Regions from separate parts of the Homo sapiens genome. Here all the other regions are linked to region 1. The links are chromatin loops, found by intact Hi-C in ENCODE. Cell type or tissue: heart right ventricle. All regions are shown on one strand.

Region 1 (4,000 bases):
ACATTTCTTTTCAAATTTTCACAGTAACAAAAGTGTTTTACTCCCATTTTTTATTTTGAAAAATTTCAAATTTACAGAATTGCAAGAACAATACAATCAATACCCAGGCACCACGGGTTCAACAACTGTTCTCATCTTACTACCTTTGCACGACCTTCTGCCCTCCTTCTCCCCTCTGACCCCACCTTGGTTGAATCTTTTGAATCTTCTCCTTCTTCTTCTTCTTTTTGAGACAGGGTCTTGCTCTGTCACCCAGGCAGGAATGTAGTGGTGCAATCATGGCTTACTGCAGCCTCAACCTCCCAGGCCCAAGTAATTCTCTGCCTCTGCCTCCCACATAGCTGGCACTACAGGTGCTCAGCACCACACCCGGCTTTTTTTTTTTTTTTTTTTTTTTTGTATTTTTTATAGAGATAGGGTCTCACTGTGTTGCCCAGGCTGGTCTTGAAACCCTGAGCTCAAGCGATCCTCCCACCTCAGCCTCCCAAACTGCTGGGATTACAGGCATGAGCCACCATGCCCGGCAGGGTGAATTTTTTAAAGGTTGCAGAGATGATGAATATCAGCCCCAAACATTTTGACACGTACCTTCTAAAAGCAAGGACATGCTCTTACTTGACCATGTATAATTATCGCACGCAAGAATCTTACCCTTGATTCAAGGTTATTATCTCATACACATCCCAGATGCAAATCTTCCCAAGTCTCCTCAAACCTGTCCTTGGTTGCTGTTTAAAATATCCCAGCACTTTGGGAGGCCGAGGCGGGCGAATCACGAGGTCAGGAGATCCAGACCATCCTGGCTAACACGGTGAAACCCCGTCTCTACTAAAAATACAAAAAATTAGCCGGGTGTGGTGGCGCACGCCTGTAGTCCCAGCTACTCGGGAGGCTGAGGCAGGAGAATGGCGTGAACCCGGGAGGCGGAGCCTGCAGTGAGCGGAGATCGTGCCACTGCACTCCAGCGTGGGCGACAGAGCAAGACTCCGTCTCAACAACAACAGGAAAAAAAGAAAAAAGAAAAAAAAATTTCTTCCGCCTAGGATTGAGGGTTGCGTTTACTTGTTGAGTTTCTTTAATCCTTGTGACCAACAGCAGTTCTCACTACCCACCCGCTTCTGTAGTCCTTTCTGGCCCTGCCCTTTGTCGATGGCGCAGCATGGCTTTCACTCACCGGAAAACTCACACACAGTAAAATGAGCTTGAACTGAGTTTTAGAAAAGACACTTTTTTTGTCCCACAAAAGTTTAGAAGCCGGATTACAATGGATTTTTAGGAGGTGGCGCCGACTTTGTGTAACCCAAGGGCTCCTCGGTTCTCAGGCAGCTTCTGGAAGCCTGGGACTCCTCTGCCACCCGATCCCTTTCCTCAAAACCAAGGCACCTCGTGACCCCAGAAAAGAAATGTTTGAAGGATATTGAAATGAATGAATGGGAAATAGTGAGACAAGAAACAAAACTCCTTTCACTTGTCCCCTCTTTGAGTTCTCTGTTGTACCTCAAAAGTAGAAGTGGCTGCTGCCCAGTTTCAAAGTCTGCCTCTTGTTCAAGCCAACCCTCTAAACACACGACCAGCACAAACAGCTTTCTGATGAATTCCCTGAAGCTCACGCCACACCTCGGGCAGAAAGACAGCTGCAGCGGGAAAACATGGACGAGGCAATTTGTTCAACAACTCCGGGGGAAGAAAATGCAGACTTCTAGCCACCTAAGAGGCATAGATTTTATTTGGGGAAAACCCCAGCAAGTTTCCCTAGAGAAAATTTCTTGCTCCCCGAGCAGTTTCAAAGACATTTTTGTTTCCCAACAGATCATGTTCTTGACACGTTGCGAAGTTACGGGAAATGTTTTTTAATCGACGCGATGCAGTTTATCTCCTTTCTCTGCTTTTACAGATTTCTGAAGGCTCCATTCCAGCCGTGCAATGCCCAGGAGTATCCACAAGGTGTCAGCACCTTCATGATAAGCAGGGCGGGCCGGGCGGTCTTTTTCTTTTTCCTTTTCTCGTAGTAGTTCCCTGGTTGGCCTCAAGATGACGCCAACACCCACGGAGTCCGCCCAGCCGCTCCAGGTGCAGCGGCCACGGGCCGGGAGGAGCGCAGCGCGGTGGGGGCGGAAGGCGAATTAAATACCTTTAGGCTTTATCGCCGCTTATTATTCCAGGAACACGCGAGGCCCTCTGGGACCCGATTCCGCGTTCGGCTCACTGACTTACAAGGTCAAGAAGGGGGAAAATCAGCCAGAAAGTAGCAGCCCCCCATCCGAAATACCCTGGCAGGTTAAAGAAAAGCTGGGAAATACGGTTTTTGCAAAGTCCAGGTGTATGGAAGGCGTTGTTTTAATAACCTGAACAAACATCTTTCCCGGAGTCCCACTGAGCAAACAAGAAACCTAATTCCAGGGGTAAAGGGAAGTGTCTCTCTCACCTTTTCTGTCTTGATGAGACGAATTTCTTTCCCCTCCCCTTTTCCTTTCTTTGGGGCGGGGGAGGGTGGATAATATATTGGGCGACTCGATTTAGGTGTTTGTTTGTTTGTTTGTTTGTTTCCCCAGATGACATTGGTTTAAACCGGGACACCCTTGTGAATACAAACGTAGGCAGCAACTGCCATTTTGGAATTTATTTTTTCATAGTCCTTAGCTATTTTAGGTTTTGCTGTGATAAAGCTGTTTCTCTCTCTCTCTCTCTCTCACACACACACACACACCCCTCGTAAAAGCAGAGTAAATAATATTCCTCCAGGAAGCCTACAGGCTGAGGAGTGTTTCTTGATCAATAGTTTGCATTTCCAGTAAAATCGTGACACGAACTCAGTGTGCCTGTCATGCGCTGCAGGAGAAGGGCACTTTTTGCTAGTCCTTTTTTTTTTTTAAGCTAGATGCGGAAATACTAGCTTATTAAAAATAATAAAGTCATGGTGGGAGTTTAGGGTTGGGGCAGAAAGCTCAAATCATTTGCCTGTGAGCTGAGAACTGGGCAGCTTTATTTTACTTTGTTTCAAAGAAAGAAGAAAAAGGATCAGGTTAGAAAAAGAGCCCAGAATACTCATAAAAACAATGTTTCAGAAGTGGAATATTCAAGGTAAAGGAACCTGATTTGTAGCTTCCCTTTGGCTTTGAATTGATCAGGAGACAAAGATAATGCATCTACATTTTCGTCTTCTGTTCTTTTATTGGAAATAAGTGGCACGCCCCATTGCCTTCTAGTCGCCTCCCCGAAGCGAAGAGGCCGAAGCGAAGAGGCCTGGTGGGTTGTCTCAACATCCTTTTGCTGAGAATCGAATACGCAGCCGATGAACAGCCAGGAAGGGTGCAAGGAAACCTGAAATACAAATGTTCTCCCTGAAGCCCTCTTCCCTGCCCAACCAGACCAGCAACTTCCAAAATTCTGCCCGTGTTTAGCCTTGTTAAAGGGGTGTCTCACTCCTTCAGGGAAAGTGGGAAAAGGGGATCTGATTATTGAGGTGTGGAAGGAATAAATAATCAGTCCACAAATAAACAAACTGTCCGGGATTCCTAGAGGGAAGGAGAAATCCTTGAAGGAGATCCAAGTCGCTCCAGGTCTGCCTGCCGAATAATATCATCCCGAAGGGATCTTGAACCGTTTGCAATCAACCGCTCACCCAGTCTTCCCACGGAGCGCGCTCCCTAACTCACCCTACCCACCCAACAAAACAAAAAAAAGGCTGAAATATAGAAAAGCAACTTGGAGGCTCCCAGGGGGACGTTGCCAGGAGCAGGAGGCAGGGACAGCGCCCTAGGGTCGGTGTTAGCGGCCGGCGCCGGCCTGGGCCACGGGAAACGTCCACGCTTGGTGCCCGCGGTGCGCGGCGCTCATTGCGCGCGCCTTCGAGCCAAGCCCCCGCGGAAAACAGGCTCGGGTTTCTCCTCGCAGGGCCCAGGAACTCGGCTCTGCCTGGCCCGGGTGGGTCGCTGCATTGTCCCGGTCTTCTGGGAGTGCGGGGTCAGCTTGTTAGAGGGAATTTCTACCTGGGAAAAGG
Region 2 (4,000 bases), 270 kb after region 1:
TATTTAGGATAGTTAGCTCTTCTCATTGAATTAATCCCTTTTCCATTATGTAATGTCCTTCTTTGTCGTTTTTTATCTTTGTTGGTTTAAAGTCTGTTTTGTCAGAGACTAGGATTGCAACCCCTGCTCTTTTTTTGCTTTCCATTTGCTTAGTAAATTTTCCTCCATCCCTTTATTTTGAGCCTATGTGTGTCTTTGCATGTGAGATAGGTCTCCTGAATACAGCGCACCAATGGGTCTTGACTCTGTCCGATTTGCCAGAAGTAGCTTACCCAAAAGATTCTCTTGCCATTAAAATAAAGGCAGAATTCTATTTAACACATGTAGCAAAATAATGCTGAATGTGAACCTACTAGCCACTGCTGGTCCTGCAAAATTCTTGAACATACTTCACAGGTGCCATCTGGAACTACACCTGTACAAAAATCACCCCGAAAATAGTTTTCAATCAACATACACTTGCGATTATATTAAAAAAAAAAAAAAGAAAGAAAGAAGATCCAAGAACATGCAGCAAAAAGAAGGTATCGTGGGTGTGTGTCTGTCGGGCAATGAATTAGTGAAAATATGTTAATTTGCAGATGTAGTGATATTTGCAGTATTTGTTAGCTTTTCAAAATATGCAATTTGTTATGGTTTCTTTTCTGAATATTCACTTTTGTAACTACTTTTATGTTTATAATTTTGTATTCTTTCCTTAAAGAAAGATCCTCATATTGTATTAAGGCTTGAACCCACAAAACCTGGATCTGGTGGTGGGGGCCAGGAATATACATTTGCAATTTCAGACCAGTCAGAGGTCATATGGGGTAAGACTGAGGTGCCAGTAGTGAGGGCTGCCCAGCTCCAGGCTTGGAAACTCGCATTGGATCCCAGCTGAACCAATGCCACTCTGGGCGGATGCTGTGACCCCGGAGACTTCACAGGCGGTTCACTCATTAATATCACTGGGCTCAGATCTGTGAAACCCACGCCTCCCACACGAAGCTCAGTCTTCCAGCCAAAATAACACACTGTAAGCTCGGGTGTAGTTGAAAGTGAAACCGCGTAGTTTTTAAAGGTTTAAAAGCTCACTTGAAGAAGGGCAAAGGGTCAGGAAAGAAAGAGTTCCATTTACAGAGACTTGGCAAATCTTTCCCAAGGAAGATGCCCCACTTACAACATGTACTTTCCACTCTGTGCACTGCCCCCAGGCTGGGGCCAAGGTGGCTAGTCAGTGTTCTTGTCCACAGTGGTGACGAAGGCTTGGCTTCTGAAGTTTGATCTGGGGAAAGAGGTAAACTTGGGCGTTTCAGAGGTGGAGGGAGGGTTCTGTGAGGGGTCAGGGGAGACAGATATGGAGTACAGTCAGGGGAACCCTGCATTGCATACCTGCAGCTATCACCGCTGGATGGGCCTGAGGGAATGACCTATTCCAAGCGCGTCTCATATGCCAAAGGGAAAAGAAACGAAGGCCGGAGAGTTTATGCCTCTTGCCGGAAGTCCCTGTGAAATGTGTGTGGGGCCAGGGGCGACAAGCATTGACTGGAAATCCGCCTTTTAACAGGAGCCTTATTCAGATTGACAAGTAGTTGGCATTCAGATTTTCCCATCTGAGCTCATGGCCGCAGTTCCTAAAAGGCTGTTTGAGGGTCCCCTGTCAACATTTCAGATTTGAAGGCACCACTTTAAGGGCCTTTATCATTATCCACAACAGCAGCAGCAGCATGAGTAGCATTAGGAATGCGTTTCCTCCTGTGCTTTGAGGCTTACGTAGGTCTTTCTTCTGCATCGTTTCATGAAATTCTCACAAGAACACTATGAGGTAGGTGTCAGATGTCCATTTTACAGGACAGAAAAGAGATTAAAAAAAAGAGAGAGAGAGAGGAAAAAGGGCTTTATTCAAAGCCAAGTCAGTTCATATGGGCAGAGCCAGGACTTGAACGCAGGCCCCACAGTCTTAACTCCAATATTTTCAGCTGCCTTGGGAACTTCTTGGAAGAGCCCATTCCATTTTCCTGCCATAACATCATGGAATGATGGGACGGGTGTGGGTGCTGTGGGTCCCAGTGACGCTGTCTCCCAACTGCCTCCAACAGGTGCTGCCAGGACACGACTCAATGTCTGGGTCGGGTGGACAGGAACGTGCTGTGGGCCCCGGCCCTTTGCTGTAAGCCTTCGCAGGTGCCGTTCATTCTGCCCGGGACGCGTCTCTGGCCTTTCTGAACGGGTGTTGCCTCCTCAGGAGCCCAGCTGACTCGTCTCACTGACTCCCCCTGCAGCCCTCTCCACCATCTGGAATTAGCTCCCCTGTATCTTCCACTGCTTCCTCGACATCTGACTCACTGCAGTGGGTTCTAAGCTGCAGGAGGACAAGGGCCTTATTCCTCTGCTCACCAGTCTGCCCTCAGCAGCCACCGCTGGCACTCAGTGTGTTTTCAATAATCGTGTGTGGCTGAGATGCAGGCGGGAAGCAGAAGGAAGCCTTGTCTGCCACCATCAGGCCGTGTTGTAAGTGCAGGTGGCCCTGGGCTGCAAGTTTTCAACGGGGACATTAATCCCAAAGCGACGTCCTCGAGCATCCTTCTATTCTGCAGCACTGCACTGTGCTACGAAAGAGCCGGGACAGAAGGCCAGGTTGCAACCCAAGTCCTTCCATTTTTACTGTAGAACCTGGGGCCGAGTGATGAACCATCTTTAAGGCTTGGCCTCCTCATCTGTAAAGTGGGTCTGAGAGCAGTGCCACAGGGCTGCGTAGCCCTGAAGATAGCCCCGGAAGTAGGGTACTGAAATACCTACTCAGGACACCCCAAGGAAGTGCCCAGTCAACACCCAGCCAGAGAACAAACTGGGCAGTGCAAGTAACTCAGCTCTGGAAGGCTCCCCCTAGTATTTTACTAATAACTAACACTTAAACATTGCTGTCAGATCACAAATATTGTAAGCAAACATCACTCTGCCGTTGCTTGCACAATGAATGAGTGCAAGGCTGGCGATTTGGGGAGCCCATCTCAGTCATCAGTTCTCTCCCTGCAGGGACATTGTTTCACATGGCAGGGTTGTCACCTCAAATGCCTTCAAGAGCATGCAGGTACCCAAAGGAAGGAGGCAGCAGGGGTTAGGTATGACCTTGCTCCCAACCAAGGACACCAAAAAATTGAAAACACAGTGGTCACTCAATAAAATCTATCTCCAGGTCATCCTACAGGCTAGCACTTTGCAACTCTGATACATTGCATGGGGACACTTGATTACTGGTGACAATTCCAAATGAGATTATTTCAGGTCCCCAAACCCTTATTTGAAACCCCTGGGGCCAGATGCATGCATAATTCAGAAGTGTCATGGGTCGTGGAAGGTAACATGGTGCACAGACCCCACATAATATAACTCCCCACAGGGTTTGGGGCAGCCTTTCACGAACAGTTCTGCAGGGAGTGTTTCAGCATTCAAGCTAAGAGGGAGAAACTGAGATTAAAGACAGTCTCACGCATGTTCAGGGTAGCAAGTTTCGCTGCCAGTTGAGCTTTTATTATTTTTTTATTAGATTTTCACGTTTGGGATATTGGAATTGCTGAAAAGAGATTGTGGATCTGTGAGGCCAGGTTCTTAGTCTCTCAGGCAGACCCTGATGCACCGGCTGCCTCTAGTGTCCCTCTGTCCGTTTCCCCGTGGCCTGGGGAAGAGGCTCCCTTGTCCTCCCGTGTCCAGTGCCACGCCACCTCCTCTGTTCTTCTTCCCTCATCAGTGGCCTTCCCATCCAGGCTTCTGAGAGCTGCGGAGATTTTTTCCTCTCTGCATATCTTGCAGTGTTCAGACTCTCAGCGCCAAGGCCAGTTTAGCTGCTAATTGAGCGGAACAGCACCAGATGAGCCAACTGATATTTGATGAGCAAAGGCGGATTCCACGCTGGATCACCAGTGAGCCACGGTGATGGGGGCTAGACTTGCGTCCGATGAGCAAAGGCGGGTTCCACGCTGGATCACCAGTGAGCCACGGTGATGGGGGCTAGACTTGCGTC
Region 3 (4,000 bases), 310 kb after region 1:
CCTGAAAGCATGGGAGGGGAAAACGTGATGAGAATCTGTGGCCCACTGTCTCCCTCCTCGTCTCCCTCACCCACTCTGCCCCTCTGGAAAGTGCTTCTCTCTGAGTTCTGGTCCCTGCTCGGCTGACCACGGAGGAGTGGGAGCTGGCACTGGCATCTGTGCATAGCCCGTATTGACACAGAAATGGCTGCATGGGAAGAAATTGGCCAGGCTTTCCAAAAACTGGGATGCAATTTCCCCCAACACGTTTTGGGGAACTTTGAACCCTGTCCCTGAGAAGATCTGGAGAGCAGGAGAGGTAGTCCAGGCCACACATGTCTGCTCCGGGCTTGGTTTTGGCCGGGAGTGGGGACAATCAAGGTCAGCTGGTGTCTGAGATTGAGGGAGCACTTCGGTGTGGCCTGGTGTGGCACTCAGGGCCTGCTACCCCTGAGTGTGTGGCCTCAGGCAAGTGGCTTGCCCTCTCTGGGCCTTAGATTTCCTGTTATAAAGTGAGAGATTTGGATAAGCTTGGGAGCTCAGAAACCACTTAGCCATAGACCCCTGCTCACCGAGTACCATCAGAAGCCCATCCTCACACATTGTCAGTGGGTGTCAGCATGGGTCTTCAGGAAGGAATGCCACGATGGAGTCAGGAATGTGAGCTATGTATTAGGGAGGTGGTGCTAGTGCACTGCAGAAAATGGAAGGGGAGCTGGAGGGCGCGGGCGAGCCTTCAGATTGCAATGCTGGTCCGACACCCGTGAGAGGAGAGGGGAAGGAAGGAGCATGCAGTAGCAAGAGCCTCAGCCTGCAGTGCATCTCAGAGGATGTCTCAGCCATGCTGACCGAGAGCCCCAGACTGAAGGTGCCCCATAGAGGATGCCCCTGCTAGGCAGAAATGGAGGGGCCCTGTGCTTCTGCCATGCTTGACCATTAGCTGCCCTGGAGACATGGGGCCTTGGCTGGAGAGCAGAGGTAGAGCCAGAGGGCACTGGAAGCTGGAGGCACCAGCCACCCTCACCCCACAGCAGGGTTTCTCCTGACATGAGGGACATCTGAGCCATGTACCCCATGGGCTCTTGCCACAAGAATGTCAAATCGGTCAACTTCTTTCAAAAGTGTTTGGACAGTATTTGCCAAAAACTTAAAAACAGAAGATTCTGCCAAATAAATTCCACTTCTAGGGATTTATCCAATGGATCAATTCATGCCTCTGTACAAAGAGATAAACATTTTGTTACACCCTTGTTTGTAGTAACAAAAGATTGGAAACAACCAAAATGCCCAGTATTAGAAGACAGATTAAATAAGTCATGGTATGTCCACATACTGGAATACCACGTCCCCACACTGGGGTACCATGTCCACACACTGGAGTACCATGTCCACACACTGGAGTACTACGTCCTATGCTGCCATGGTAAATAAAAAGGATGAGGCACCACCAAGCATACGGACAGGAATGAATTCCAGGTGAATTGCTGAGGAAAAGGGCAAAGCATTGGAGGCATCAATAGCAGGCTACCACTGAGTAAGGAAAGTGTGTCTTTTCTTTGCATCTGCTCAGATACAGAAAGAAAACATCAGAAGGACCCCTGAGACACTCACTCAGTGCTCTGGGGAGGGACTGGGAACTGGACTCCAGGGAAGAATTACTTTCCATTCATTGCCCTTCTGCTCCATTGACACTGCTGTTATGTTTAACACACCTGTAGCTTGTTTTTTAAAATCCTCATGCAGATGCTCAGCCTTTAAATCAACATCTGAATCTGATACCTTGGTGCCCCCTTATAGTAATTGTTGGTGCCCCCTCTTCATCCCCTGATGTGCCTCACAAAAGACCATTTACTGTGAATCCCTGTGGCTCTAACAGAATCAGCCCACTGCCAGTAGCAGACAGAGGATTTGATGTATAAATATCCCAGCTCCCTCACTCATTCACTGAGATAACTGAGGCCAGCTCTACGCTGACCCCCAGAGGTCCACAGTGGTACTGAACCCCAGGTGCCCGGGGCAGTGGCTGCCTATGAACTAAAGCTCTGCTGCTGTTCCCCTTCCCTGTCCTGCCTCCCCACTCCCTTGGGGGTTTCCTTGGGTCACCTCCCAAATAAACAGCTTGCCCATGACTCCTTGTCTCTGGGTATGCTTCTGAGGAGCCCAAACTAAGACCCAACAGAGGCCACCAAACTCCCAGGAATTCTGCGATAGCACAAAGCCCAGCCTGAAGAACACTGGGCTGGAAATTGATTTCCTCTAAGGCCTTTTCCAGTTCCGACCTCCCGTGCCACCAGGCAGATTGTCTCTTTTCTGGATAGTTTCTAACTAACACCAGGATTATGGTTAAGTGCAAAGAGAAGTGTATGAGACACAGATGAGTCTCTTACATAAAATAAATGAAGTAGAAGGACTTCCAGGGCCCAGCGGCCCCAAGTAAGCCTGTTCTCTGGAGAACTGGACGTAGAAAGGGGGGGTCCCCACATTATTGGAACCCTGAGCCCTGCAGGTGCTGCTTGGTCAGCAGCCAGGCTTAGGAGCGGGAGGCGGCAGAGTCCTATGCGTGTTGAAAAGTAAAGGTGCCAACAATATTCAGACCCATAGAAGATTCCTCCTCTCTGTTGTGGGGTAAATTATGTCCCCTCAAAAAGATATGATGGTATCCTGACTCTGGATCCTCAGAATGTGACCTAATTTGACAACAGTCTTTGCAGAGGTGATCAAGTTAAAATGAGATCAGCAGAGTGGCCCTATTTAATATGGGGCCCTTTTGACTTAATCGGATCAGCATCTTCCTAGCTGTGTGCTTAGGCAGAGGCAGGACTTGAAGAGATACACAGAAATAATCTCCACCCCGCTCTCCTTTCTACCTTACCCCATCCCTATCTCTCCCTTTCTGTTTCTCTTCCTCCCTACCACCCATTCCCACTCCCACCCCACCCCAATTGTATACCATGAGGATTTGAGGAGTAGAATTGCTGGAACCCTAAGACAAGAGTCTGGAACTATGGGACACCCAGCAGAGGCTGAGGAAGAAGCCCATGCCCTGGAAGGCAGAGTGAGGAGACTCAGCAATGATGTTTTGTGGCTTCTTAGAACCCCTGGATCAAGTCTTGCCTGAAGTCAGCACCTCCAAACTGTCCAGTTAGATAAGGTAATAATTTATTTTACTTCAGAAACCAATTCAGGGCTTGTTTTCTATCATCTGAAACTGAATGACTCCCAAGTGAAATAACATTCCGTCTTAGGAAAAAATGAAATAGCCAAACAGAGGGATCGTGGTCATGTTTGATGTTTTCTTCATCCCTAGAGGCCAGGTCTATAGGCACTTTTAAGACCACGTCAGAGAACGATGACTCTCTCCCCACCTCATGAGGGCTTCTTTGGTCAAGGTTAAGAAGGAATCTCATGGGGATGCAAGACGGTGCAGCTGCTGTGAATAACAGTCTAACGGTTCCTTAAACACTTCAACCTAGTTACCCTATGACCCAGCAATTCCACTGCAAGGAATATCCCCAAGAGAAATGAAAACATATGTCCACACAAACACTTAAACACAAATGTCCACAGTAGCATTATTCATAATAGCTAAAAGGTGAAAACAACCCAAATGTCCCTCAAGATAAATGGATACACATGATGTGATCTGTCCATATAATGGATTATTATTTGGCCATAAAAAGGAGGGAAACACTGGCATATGCTGCAACAGGGATGAGCCCGGAGGACGTGATGCTGAGCAACAGAGGCCAGTCACAAAGGACCCAATATTCTACGATCATATATAGAAAAGATTAGATGACAGTTCATATGCTTCCATTTCTATGAAATGTTCAGAAAAGACAAATCCGTAGAGACAGAAAGTAGACTCGTGGTTGACAGGGGCTGGAGGAAAGAGGAATGGAGCTGACTACTGATGGGTACAGGGTTTCTGCTTAGGGTGATGAAAATGTTCTCAGGCTAGCTGGGCTCAGAGGCTCACGCCTGTAATCCTAGCACTCTGCAAGGCCGAGGCAGAAGGATT
Region 4 (4,000 bases), 730 kb after region 1:
CTTTAGGTCAACTACAAGTTTACAGGAAACACGGAGCAGAGAAGAGGGAAAATGCAAGGTGGTTAGATTTTTTTTTAAACTTTGCCCCTTTTAAAAATTTCAGATTCATATACCTGTTTTTATAGGCAGAACGGTTTCTGGGAGGAAGGAGAGAAGGTAGGATAAAGGGCAGTGGGTGGAGGACCTTGCTCAGACAGAGAGCAGAGGTCAGCTGGGGGTGCAGGGTGGAGGCTGAGGCTCCTGAAGCTCACGTGGGCAAGGAGCTGTGCTTCACAATCACCTCCTAGGGGACTCTGCCTGGCGCTGCAAGCACCCCAGAACCCAGGATCTCCCACTGCCCAGAGCCCATGCTGTCGGCGATGTGAGGGGCGAACCTCAGCAGCCAGGGCAGAGTGGCCGAAGACACACGCGGACACCTGCTCTCCACCACCTCCTGCTCCCCACCTGGGACCAGGGAGCTGGTGTCCTGTGATTTCTGGAATCTCACACCCTGCCAGTGTGCTGGGAAGGACACAATTGCCTGGCTGGTGCTGAGACGACATCCCCACATCTGGAATGCCAAGGTGGCCTCCTCCGGAATGCCGCCCCTTCCACTGCTCATGGGTTGGCCTGAAGGTTTGTTGTTTTAACATAAAAACGGGGCCTCGGCAGGGCACGGTGGCTCACGCCTGTAATCCCAGCACTATGGGAGGCCGAGGCAGGCAGATCACGAGGTCAGGAGATCGAGACCATCCTGGCTAACACGGTGAAACCCCATCTCTACTAAAAATACAAAAAGTTAGCCAGGCATGGTGGCAGGTGCCTGTAGTCCCAGCTACTCAGGAGGCTGAGGCAGGAGAATGGTGTGAAACCAGGAGGCGGAGCTTGCAGTGAGCTGAGATTGCACCACTGCACTCCAGCCTGGGCGACAGAGCGAGACTCCGTCTCAAAAAAAAAAAAAAAAAAAGCGGTGGGGGGGCCTCAAACAGCACTATCTCTCTTGGAAATGACAAAAGTGAAAACAGGAAGCTTCCAAGTGCCCCAGTGGACTCCCAGGGCTCCCAGATCCCCCAGTGCAATGCCCACCAGAGAAAACAGCAGGTATCCAAAATCAACAAGTACTTATGCGGCACCTGTTGTGTGTCAAGCATGGCAAGAGTCCCTGGGACAGCTACAAAAGCTCCATGACACTCAACACCACTGAGCCTCAGCCCAGCCTGGACCAAACATCACTAAGTGATCACAGAGGTTCTTCCTCAAGGGCCTGGTGACCTCAGGGGTCTTTGCTACAGTGCCCAGGCAGCACAACCCATTTGCAATTCCTCTAACGGGGAGGCTTGGAAAGGGTCTCCCCAGAGTGGACAAGTGGAGAGGCAGCACCTGGAACTGGGAGGCCGCCGAAGGAAAGGTGGCCTGGATGGGCTGCAGGAGAGCCAAGGCCAAGTCTCGCATCTGCCACCAGCTTTTGTGGGGCTTGGGACAGGGCATGGCCCTCTCTGGGCCTCACTGTCCCCATCTGCGAATGAGGTGATTGGACCAGTGTCCCCACGGCCCCTCCCAGGCCTCAAGTCTTGGCACATGGGTCACCAGAGAGCTCTCAGAAGGTGGGGCCAGGCACTGCCAGGAGCAGCCCGAGAAGCCACCAAGGCCTGGACTGGGCCAGGCTGGGCAGACTGCAGTGCCTCCACCTGCCATGGCGGCCTGGCTGGGCCAGTGGGACTCCAGCCACATGTGGTTCATGGCTCCTGAACCAGACGGTACAGATCAACTTTTCCACCATCACAGAAAGTTCCACTGGGCAGGGCTGGGCTGTGTGGTCATTACCCAGTTAATGGCCTGGGGCAGAGTGAGGGGAAGAGAGGCAGAGGGGAGGAAAAAGGAAGGGAGCAGGGGAGGAGGAAGGGAGGGCTGTGTGGCTGGGTGGAAGGGAGATGGGGAGGAAGGGACAGAGTGTTTCTCTGGGCTCCTGACTTGAGTCCAGGGTGCAGACAACAGGAGCATCTTCTCCAAAACCCTTTAAACGGTTACCCCACATTTCACCTCCCCTGGCCCCACCAGGTCCAGGAAGTCACAGCTCCCTCTCCCACAAACCATGGGCTGACCTGGGCAACTGAAGCCCCCTCCAGCCCTGGCCTTCTGGGGCTTCTATGCTAAAGTCTCTCAACAGTGCCCTCTTGTGGCTCCTAACGCCAAGTTTCACGACAACGCCTGCAGGCGGAGAGCTGCCTGGGGTCCGTCTATGGAAGCCGTGGTCCCGTGTGGGCTGCAGCAACATTGTCACTGGGTTATTCAGGACATGTGGTGCAGCCTCAGGTACCACTCCCCAAGAGCACACCTGCACAGATGTAGACAACAGAGCCAAATAACCCCACCCACCTGGAACACAGCCACTGCCACCACCACCGAGGTCCAGACACCATCGTCCCCCACCAGGTTTCCTGCTGCAGCCTCCAAGCTGGTTTCCCGTGTCCACTCTTGCCACTCTATTCCATCCAACACTCTTCAGCTGGAGTGGTTTCTCCAAAATGCAGCCTGTGGTCACGGGCTGCTGTGGCCGCTGCCTTGACCTGTCCTCCCTTGCCACTGACACGGCCAGGGGACCCAAGCCTTCATGGCCTTCTCGAATATGCCCTGAACCTGGCTGTGGTGCAGGATTTAGCCACACAAATGTGAAGCCCTGACAGCCTCCCAAAGCCTCCCATGCTCTCTGCCATCCGCTTCATCCTCCAGTGCTCTTGGCTGCCCATGCCACGACCCAGCCACCCTAACTGGATTAAGTGGCCGGAATGCCCCCACCTGTCACCTCCAGACTGTCCACCCCTGCTGTGCCTGTGCCCTGGCACTCTGGTCTCACCTTTCATTGCCAGGTTTCCTGGAATTGTCTTCAGGTCTCTGCTCCGATGGCGCTTCCTCCCTGACTGGTGAGATGGGATCTGCTCACCTTGTCTTATCTTGAGTTCACCCCAAAAGCAGAGCCTGAGGCAAGGATTGAGCGCAAGTGTTTTCTGGGGGAGGTGATGCAGGAAGCCCTGTGAGGGAGTGGGAAGGTGAGGGGAGGAAGGAGAGCTGGGATGAAGGAAATTAGCAAGAAGGTGGCCCCAGTGGGCGGTACGGGCTCAGTCCTGCTGGGAACACGGCCCAGAGTCATCCCCATCGAAGGATGCGGGGGCAGAAGTGCTGACCCACACCTCCCACCCATCATCGGCCAAGGGCTGCTCCTGGGGCATCACGTCCTGTACATCCAGCCTGTCCCTGCAGTGGCTCCCACAGCAAGAACACCCCAGAAAGAGGTTGCTGGTCCTTGTGGCAACGTGGGAATGGTTAGCAGGTCACTGACGGAGCTCCTGGGCCCTCCTTGTGTTCATGTGTGCCTCAGGCAGGATGGCAACGACCCCCACCTGAATTACAATACCCTCGCTGCGCAGTGGCACCCTGGAGGCAGCACATGTCTTCTTATGCTGTCTCCCTGGTGCCAGGCATCCAATAAATATGTGCTGATTGAATAAATGATGTTTAAAGTTGCCCTAGGGCCACTGAAGATGTGCCCCTGGAGAACACGGCTTCCACTCCCTCCACGGTGGCCACTGCAGATACGGATGTGCCCAAGATACACCGAGGCCCTGGCCCGTCACTGTAGCCCTCTTTGTTCTGTATATCTGAGACTCCCACGTCTTTCTTCCTTGTCTCTAAGGTGAACCCCCCAGTTCAAGCATCCCAGAGTCTGGTTCCTGTTTGACACTTTTTTTTAGAGAGACAGGGTCTTACTGTGTTGCCCAGGCAGGAGTTGCAGGGGTGTGATCACAGTTCATTGTAGCCTTAAACTCCTGGGCTCAAGAGATCTTCCCACCTCAGACTCCCAAGTAGTTGGGACTAGAGGCATGCACCACTATGCCTGGCTAATTTTTATATTTTTTGTAGAGACAGGGTCTCGCTATGTTACTCAGTCTGGTCTCGAACTCCTGGCCTCAAGTAATCTTCCCCAGCCTCTTGAGTAGCTGGGATTACAGGTGCGAACTACTGT
Region 5 (4,000 bases), 710 kb after region 1:
GACAGTCATCTTGCCCTGTGTCACCTCGAAGCATTTAAATCCTGCTCCCACCAGCAAGATCCCTCCTGCCCTCCATATGGACGCATGGGGGCAGCCACACCATCCCTGGGTCCTGAGCCCAGACAACCCTGGCACTGTCCCCACCATAGTGAATTAACCCTGGCCATGGCTGATGCTGGCTCTCTACAGAAAGCCAAATGCCAGCGTGCAGGGAATCAGCCCAGGAGGAGACTCTGTGTGTGTTCAGAGTCAAAGAGCCCCTTAGAATGGCAGGCACTGTTCGCTGATGTGCATTCTGGGGTAAATGACAAGGAGACCGTAAGTCACAGTGCCCCCAGGGCTCCCTGTGTTTATTTACTGAGTTCAGCCAACAGCCTCCGAAGTGATTTAGACGGCCCTCCAGATAAAACTCTGGGAGATTCAAAAGGAGCTTTTACAAACTTAACCTTGCCTGGGTGGTGGGCGCAGGCGGGCGGGAGAAAGCACAGAGGAGGCATCGGAAGGGGCCTGGGGCCTAAGACCACCTCCCGTGACCGCCTCTGAAGTCTAGGGGTGGTTCTTTGAGCATAAGACTGAGGTGTCCGAGGGACAGAGGTACCCTAGGCCCCAGGCCCAGGAACCCAGAGCAAAAACAGCTCCGCAAGTCGCCTGCCCAAGCATGAAGCTGCAGAGAGCATCGGAGGAAAAGAAAAAACACCCAGGCCTTGAGACCAGAGGGAGAAACCATGAAGCAATGGCCGGGTGCGGCAGCTCACACCCATAATCCCAGCACTTCGGGAAGCTGAGGCCAGAGAATTGTTTGAGGCCAGCAGGTTGAGGTTGCAGCGAGCTGTGACTTCACCACTGCATTCCAGCCTGGGTAACAGAGCAAGACTCCATCGCCAAAAAAAAATAAAAATGAAAAGAAAGGAGCAGAAGGCCGGGCATGGTGGCTCACGCCTATAATCCCAGCACTTTGGGAGGCTGAGGCAGGCAGATCGTTTGAGGTCAGGAGTTTGAGACCAGCCTGGCCAACATGGCGAAACCCTTTCTCTACTAAAAATACAAAAATTAGCTGGGCATCGTGGCAGGCACCTGTAATCCCAGCTACTCGGGAGGCTGAGGCAGGAGAATTGCTTGAACCTGGGAGGCAGAGGTTGCAGTGAGCCAAGATCGCGCCATTGCATTCCAGCCTAGGCAACAGAGAAAGACCCCATCTCAAAAAAAAAAAAAAAAAAAAAAAAAAAAAAAAAAAAAGGAGCAGGAAGAGAAGAGACATAAATAGTAGATTTGCTGAATCTGAGGATTCTTTCCCTTTCTGCACTTTCAGGCTGAGATCTCTGAGCTCTGAGAAAAGCCACTTGGAACCTCGCCAGTGGCCTCCACCCTTTTTCAGAGGAGAGCAAACACTGGCGCAGCCTGCACTTGTCCCTCCTTGTCAGGGATTTCTTTGCCCTGGCTTAAAGAACACCCCAGCCTGCACTAATGGGCCTAGGGCGATGCCCACACTTGCAGGGACCCACCACACACCGCCTGTCCTCCTCCTCCAGGCTGCCCCGCAGCCCTTCAGCCATGCAGGATGCTTTCCTGCCTCCACACCTCCACCTAGGCTGTTCCCTCTGTCAAATGCCCTTCCCACACGACTTCCCCCTAAGAAATCCTAATTGTCCCTTAACACTCAGCTCAAAAGTCATTTCCTCCAACGCACCTGGGACAGAAGAGACCACACTCTGCCCACGTTCCCCAGAAACTCCAGAGGGAGCAGGACACGCTTACCCCTGTGAGTCTGAGAGGCGGGGTTGGGTGTTCATCTGTGTGCACTTGGTCCCTGAACACGGCAGGTGCTCCATAAATGTCAGGCCCACTCCCCTAGACATCAAGAGGGCTGCATCCTCCAACAAAGCCCCTCTCAGTGACAAGCGTATCTCAGAGCCCCCACAGTCTCTGACCATAGCAACAGGACCAACATCCCAGTCGAAGCAGGGGTGTCCCAGGCAGCAGGCCAGGACCACGCCGCATGTTCACAGGCTCAGTTATAGCCGTCGACCACGCCACGGCGCCCAACCACGCCACGGAGCCCGACCACGCCTCGACCATGCCACGGCGCCTGAACTTTTATCTCCATTTCTCAGGTGAGGACCTGAGGCTCGGGTGGCCCCGTCACTTTCCTAGGGGCATTGGGCAAGAGGCAGGGACTGTGCACAGCCCAGAGCTGCCGTCTCCGTCTCTCAGAAAAGCAGCCCTGAGTCTCAGCCCTGCCATCCTTTCCCACAGGATTTCCAGGCAGGGCTCAAAGAAGTCCCTTCCTCACTCTAAGACGGGTCCTCAAAGCTCGGATGCAGGACCTGAATAGAGGCCTGCGCTCATTGATTTGATTTGATTTTTCCTTCTAGATAACTGGCTCAAATACCTATTGTTTTCCCTTGATCTTAAGGCAGCATTTTCAGGACAAGCAGGAGAGTCTCTACTTGCCTTCACCTCGGGCCATAAACCAGGGGACAGCACCACCTCCTGGCCGGCAGAGATGTGGCGCCCGCTTGGTGTCCGGCTTGCAGAACCCAGCAGCCGCCTCGGACGTCCTGAGCTGCCAGCCTCTCCAGTCCCAGTTAGCAGAGGAAGTCAATAGGGCACGAGTACCTCGTGCTCGTAAGGAAAGCAGGGTGGGCTGGCCTCACTGGGCTCGGGCAGCAGTGCGAGAGTGCAGGTGCTGCACCGTCAAAGGACAGGCACCACCAGCCTGGCCCATGAGCCAGAGGATGCGGGCTTCCTGCAGCTGGGAGCAAGGAGCACCTTGGAGAGGAGCCCAGGGGAGCTCCAGGAGGAGGATGACCGAGCCAAGGGAGCCCCGTCCATAAGCAAGATTGGGGGGCCACAGGGGAAGAAATTAGAGGTGCAGGGCAGACAAAATCAGAAGCCACAGTCGCTCAGTGCCCTGGGTATGACCTGGCACCGGGACACACCTAGCCAATACGTCCTAAAGAGAAACAGGAGGAGTTGTCAGCAAGGAGGCGTGTGTGCCGGCCGCGCGTGACAGTGTGTGTGTGCTGGGGAAAGACACGGATGAGGTAGGCAGGGGCTGCTGCCCGGAGCTTCCACGGGGTGGGAGAGAGAGCAGGAAGGACACGCAGAAGCACACAGATGATGGGGATGCATCATTTGTTCAATTAAATTTCCAAGCAAATCTCTCCCTGGCACTTCCGATAAATACTGCTGAAGGGCAAGCTAGCGTCCCCCGGAGGTAGAGGTCACTTGAACCTTTCATTCATTCACTAACCTGCTCACTCATTCATTCAGTAAATGTGAACTGCACTTCTGTGCCAGGCCAGGTGTTGCAGTAAGCACTTTATCCGCATCATTGTGTCATTAGATTTGTTTTTTTTTTAGGAGTCTTGCTCTGTCACCCAGGCTGCAGTGCAATGGTGCAATCTCAGCTCACTGCAACCTCCACCTCCTGCGTTCAAGCAATTTTCCTGTCTCAGCCTCCCGAGCAGCTGGGATTACAGGTGCACACCACCACACCTGGCTAATTTTTGTATTTTTAGTAGAGATGGGGTTTCACCATATTGGTCAGGCTGCTCTCGAACTCCTGACCTCAGATGATCCATCCGCCTCAGCCTCCCAAAGTACTGGGATTACAGGCGTGAGCCACCATGCCCAGCCTGTGTTATTAGATCTTCAGCATAACCGCCATGCAATAGGAATGAGATATGAAAAATTGTGTCCCAGATAAGTTAGTTAACTTATCCAAAGTTACACAGCTTCTGAGTAGCAGAGCTGGAATTTGAGCCAAGGTTCAGCCCCAAAGCCAAGATATTAATTGTGCTAAGTTCCATGGTGGCCCTTCACGCAGAAGGTATTTACTGAGCTCCTGTCATGGGGCAGGCAGTTGAGCCAGGCTCAGGGGCTACACCAGGGACCAGAACAGAGCTGCACCTGCTCACACCAAGCAGATGGGCAGAGGTAAGTCGTGGATGCACAAACCAGCAAGAGAAGAGGCACCAAGCAGAGCTGCCTCCACCCC
Region 6 (4,000 bases), 640 kb after region 1:
CACCACATCCAACTAATTTTTGTTTTTTTGGTATAGATGCGGTTTCACCATGTTGGCCAGGCTGGTCTCAAACTCCTGACCTCATGATCCACCCGTCTCGGCCTCCCAAAGTGCTGGGATTATAGGCGTGAGCCACCGGTCCCGGCTCTCATGCTACTTTTAAAAGCTCCTGGCCCCTCAAAACCCATCAGAACCACCCTACCACCCACCTCTGACCTCCAAGCTCCTGCCCCTGCCTGTGTTCTGTTCCCTCACACCCTGTTGCTGGCACTGCCATACCCCTAGTGACTTTTATTCTCCAAGCACACTCAGTTTCATGTAAAACCATGGATTGTAACAGGCACTCCACTCTGTGTTTTATCCTCGCTTCCTTCTTTGGGGAAACTGCCCCTCCCAGCTCCAGCCTTGGGGCACCCACACACCTCAGCACATGATTGGCCCAAAGGGTAGGCATGTGATCTAGGCCAGTCCAATGAGAGTCAGCCCTGGGATTTTCCATCATAGAACAGGACAGACATTCTCTGTCCCTTCCTTGTTTTTACGCAGTAAGTTGGTTAAGATTTTCCTGGATTTTTTTGTATGCTGAGTAATTTTGATTTGTATCCTGGAATTTGGGAGAAATATGAGGAAAATGCTGCAAGGATGAGAGCTCAGAGTGTTCCCTGGCCATAGGCACCCCACCTTATGAAGAAAGCCTCAATGCAACGGAGGGAACAGAATGACAATTCAGAGAGAGGTGGACACCTGTGATGGAGGGGGGAGATGAGGACATGACAGCATTTGCGTTTCCAGATTTAGACTTCCCTGGAACCAGCCATTCCTACGTTTTCCCCGGTTCAGTTAAGTGAGTAAATTAACATTGTTTTACTTAAGCTTTGAATTTAGCAGGCTTCCACCTGCAGCCATAACTGTCCCAACTAAAACAGTGAAGAAGCCATCAGAAGGGCCTGGGATGGAGGATGAGGTGGAGTCAACACTCTCCACCCTCTTCTCCACCGAATGCAGCTGGGATGTCCGACAAGAATGCATGGAGCAGCTGTGTGAGGACTCTGAACTGTAGACCCAGCAGGCAGACTAGAAAAAAAAATTCAGTTTCACTGAACTAGAGCTGAGTCTCCCATTATTTCCCCCAGTATCCCCAGCCTAGACTCAAAGTGACCTCAAAATGAACACAGGTGCCAGGGTCAGAGAAAGAGCGCTTCAGGAGAGGGAAGGGGGACAATGAGGCAAATCTCAGTTTTCTTTTTATTTTCTTCTGTTCTGTTGCACCCCAGTTCTCCAACAATTCCGTGGCTTTACTAATGACAGTGACTACTGCATGGCCCATGGGCTCCTGAAACTCAGAGTGGGCAGAACCTTCCTCTCTGATAAGAAAAATCTGTGTTTCCACGAGATCAGAGTGGACCCCAGGTGTGTGTTCTCTCTCTCTCTCTCTCTCTCTCCCCCTCCCCCTCCCCCTCCCCCTCCCCCCCCCCCTCTCTCTCTCTCTCTCTCTCTCTCTCTCTCTCTCTCTGCTCCCACCTCCTAGTCCCGGACTTGGCCACAGTTATGAGAAGTATGTGGCAAAACAGAATAACTGACAGCTCAGCTTTCTGACTGCACAACCCCAAAAGGAAGCCCCAGGGAGCCTGAAAAATGCCAGGGAGATTGCAGAGAGGGCAGAGATCAGGAAAGAGACAGTTTAAAGTTGTTCATGAATCCTGGGCTCACCCTTAAACTGCACAGGCACGCATTTGACCCTACACAGCAGACCCAAGACATTGAGAACGGAACTCGAGGATAAACCGTCGCCAGGCCCAGGCCTGGCCACTGGGTGGCGCACGCACAGGACAGCTCTGAAGAGCACTGCCCTGCTTTGACGACTGAGTGGCCACTGGGAGCACAGCTCGCAGAGGCTGCTCGGAACCTGTTGCCTGAATCCAACCACCTTGATTGACCACTGAAACCAAACTATCAGCATCCTCCATGGCATTTAAACAAGACCTAGAGCCTCCTAATATAGGATGCAAAATTCCAGGATACAGACCAAAATTACTCAGCATATGAAAATACAGGAAAATCTTAACTTGTACAAGTAAAGATAAGGAACAAATCCCAACAGCAAGATGACACCAGTGTTACAATGATCAGAAAAAGCCAGGCATGGTGGCTCCCGCCTGTAATCCCAGCACTTTGGGAGGCCGAGGTGGGCAGATCACTTGAGGTCAGGAGTATGAGACCAGCCTGGCCAATATGGTGAAACTCTGTCTCTACTAGAAATACAAAAATTAGACAGACATGGTGGCAGGCACCTGTAATCCCAGCTACTCGGGAGGCTGAGGCAGAAGAATAGTTTGAACCCAGGAAGCGGAGGTTGCAGTGAGCCGAGATCACACCACTGCACTCCAGCCTGGGCAACAGAGTGAGACTACGTCTCGAAAAAACAAAAATAAAAATAAAATAATAAAATAATAATAATAATAATAATAATAATAAGGAAGTATCAGAAAAGTCTTCGAAGCAGTTATTATAGAAATACTCCAAGAAGCAAGAGCAAACACTGGTAAAGCAAATGGAAAGATAGAAAGTGTAAGTAAAGAAAGAGAAGATATACAGAAAAACCAAACTGAACTGTTAGAACTAAACAATATGATAATCAAAATTTTAAAAGTCACCAGATGGGCTCAATAACAAAATCAAGATAACAGAGCAATGAGTCATTAAATGTGAGGATAAATTAATAGAAATCGTCCAACCTGAATAACAAAGGGAAAAAGAAGCAAAATTTTAAAACCAGAAAAAAAACAAATGAACAGAGACTGAAGCACCTGTACCAGACGCCTGACGTCCACATCACAGGAATTCTAGATGGAGAAAAAAGAGAATGCAGGGTAGAAAAACATCAGAGGAAAGAAATGTCTCGAATTTGTCAAAAAGCAAAACCTCCAAATTCAAAAAGTTCAGTGAATCCCATAAAAGGGTATACTCAAAGAAACCCATGCCTAGACACATCAGAGTCAAAATGCTGAAAGCAAAGACCAAGAAACAATCCTGAAAGCAGCCAAAGAAAAACAATGTAACAGGAAAATAATGAAGCAAAAATTGATAGGACCAAAAGAAGAAACAGACAAATGATCAATTATAGTTGGAGACTTCAATCTTATTCTCTAGGTAATTCAGAGAACAAATAGGAAGTCAGCAAAGATAAAAATGAACAGAATGGCCCCATCAAGCAACTGGATGTCATTTACATTTACACCACACCAACAACAGCAAAAAAGGAAGAAAAAGAAAAACCTTCTCTTTGAGTACACATAGAACATTCACAAAGGCTGGGCATGGTAGCCCACACCTGTAATTCCAATACTTTTTTTCTTTTGAGACAAAGGCGATAAGGTCTTGTTCTGTCACTCAGGCTGGAGTGCAGTGGCGCAATCTCGGCTCACTGCAGCCTCGACCTCTGGGCTGAAGCAATCATCCTGCCTCAGCCTCCCAAGTAGCTGGGACTACAAGCACACACCAACACATTTGGCTAGTTTTTAAATGTTTTGTAGAGATAGGGGCCTCAGGATTACAGGTGTGAATTACCACACCCAGCCTAATCTCAGTACTTTAGGAGGCCAAGGCAGGAGGATCACTTGAGGCCAGGAGTTTGAGACCAGCCTGGGCAATATAGTGAGATCCTGTCTCTACAAAAAATTTAAAAGTTAGCCAGGTGTGGTAGTGCTTGCTTGTGGTCCCAGCTACTCAGGGGGCTGAAGCAGGAGGGTAGCTTAAGCCCAGGAGATTGAGGCTGCAGTGAGCTATGATCGCACCACTGCACTCCAGCCTGGGCAACAGAGCAAGACCTTATCTCTAAAAAACAAACAAACAAACAAACAAAATTACAAAGCTGTTTTTCTAGTTCATAACACAAAACCTCAACTAATTAAAAAAAATTAAAGTAATTTAAGAGAATTACAGTTGTAATAATACAAAGTATGGTCTCTGATAATAATGAAATTAAAACAGAAGTCAGTTA

Evidence for each region. Hi-C counts contacts between places; a loop is a spot of excess contacts. Peaks named below come from ENCODE experiments on the same cell type or tissue, not always from the same donor. Only the 100,000 strongest peaks of a DNase experiment are listed, where the experiment ranks them.
Region 2: it touches region 1 in a loop (4-fold over the local background); 23 of 110 quality-filtered maps call a loop at or near these places.
Region 3: it touches region 1 in a loop (2.8-fold over the local background); 21 of 110 quality-filtered maps call a loop at or near these places.
Region 4: a loop joins it to region 1, with 6 times the contacts of the local background. A loop is called at or near these places in 37 of 110 quality-filtered maps.
Region 5: a loop joins it to region 1, with 25 times the contacts of the local background. A loop is called at or near these places in 102 of 110 quality-filtered maps.
Region 6: it touches region 1 in a loop (4-fold over the local background); 16 of 110 quality-filtered maps call a loop at or near these places.

The regions. Positions count from the first base shown.
Region 1 is chr16:86,561,998-86,565,997 of GRCh38, forward strand. It overlaps FOXC2-AS1 (FOXC2 antisense RNA 1), which reads right to left. Exons shown (of 2, transcript NR_125795.1): 2 at 3,148-3,321. Among named protein-coding and RNA genes, the nearest start is that of FOXC2, 2.8 kb to the right of the region's middle. In heart right ventricle, a CTCF peak has its summit at 1,978 (motif pointing right); a DNase peak (open chromatin) is centred at 1,974; H3K4me3 peaks cover 1,263 bases; H3K27ac peaks cover 1,278 bases; H3K27me3 peaks cover 3,093 bases.
Region 2 is chr16:86,832,380-86,836,379 of GRCh38, forward strand. No RefSeq gene overlaps it. Among named protein-coding and RNA genes, the nearest start is that of LINC02188, 110 kb to the left of the region's middle. In heart right ventricle, a CTCF peak has its summit at 2,428; no DNase peak of the experiment used is centred here.
Region 3 is chr16:86,872,369-86,876,368 of GRCh38, forward strand. No RefSeq gene overlaps it. Among named protein-coding and RNA genes, the nearest start is that of LINC02188, 150 kb to the left of the region's middle. In heart right ventricle, a CTCF peak has its summit at 1,970; no DNase peak of the experiment used is centred here.
Region 4 is chr16:87,295,955-87,299,954 of GRCh38, forward strand. No RefSeq gene overlaps it. Among named protein-coding and RNA genes, the nearest start is that of C16orf95, 19 kb to the right of the region's middle. RefSeq lists enhancers at 1-790, 791-1,777. In heart right ventricle, a CTCF peak has its summit at 2,153 (motif pointing left); a DNase peak (open chromatin) is centred at 2,167.
Region 5 is chr16:87,276,314-87,280,313 of GRCh38, forward strand. All of the region lies in intron 3 of LOC101928682 (a long non-coding RNA gene), which reads right to left. Among named protein-coding and RNA genes, the nearest start is that of C16orf95, 39 kb to the right of the region's middle. RefSeq lists an enhancer at 2,730-3,235. In heart right ventricle, CTCF peaks have their summits at 2,490 (motif pointing left) and 2,694; DNase peaks (open chromatin) are centred at 1,379 and 2,488.
Region 6 is chr16:87,201,552-87,205,551 of GRCh38, forward strand. No RefSeq gene overlaps it. Among named protein-coding and RNA genes, the nearest start is that of C16orf95, 110 kb to the right of the region's middle. In heart right ventricle, a CTCF peak has its summit at 1,809 (motif pointing right); a DNase peak (open chromatin) is centred at 1,810; H3K27ac peaks cover 745 bases.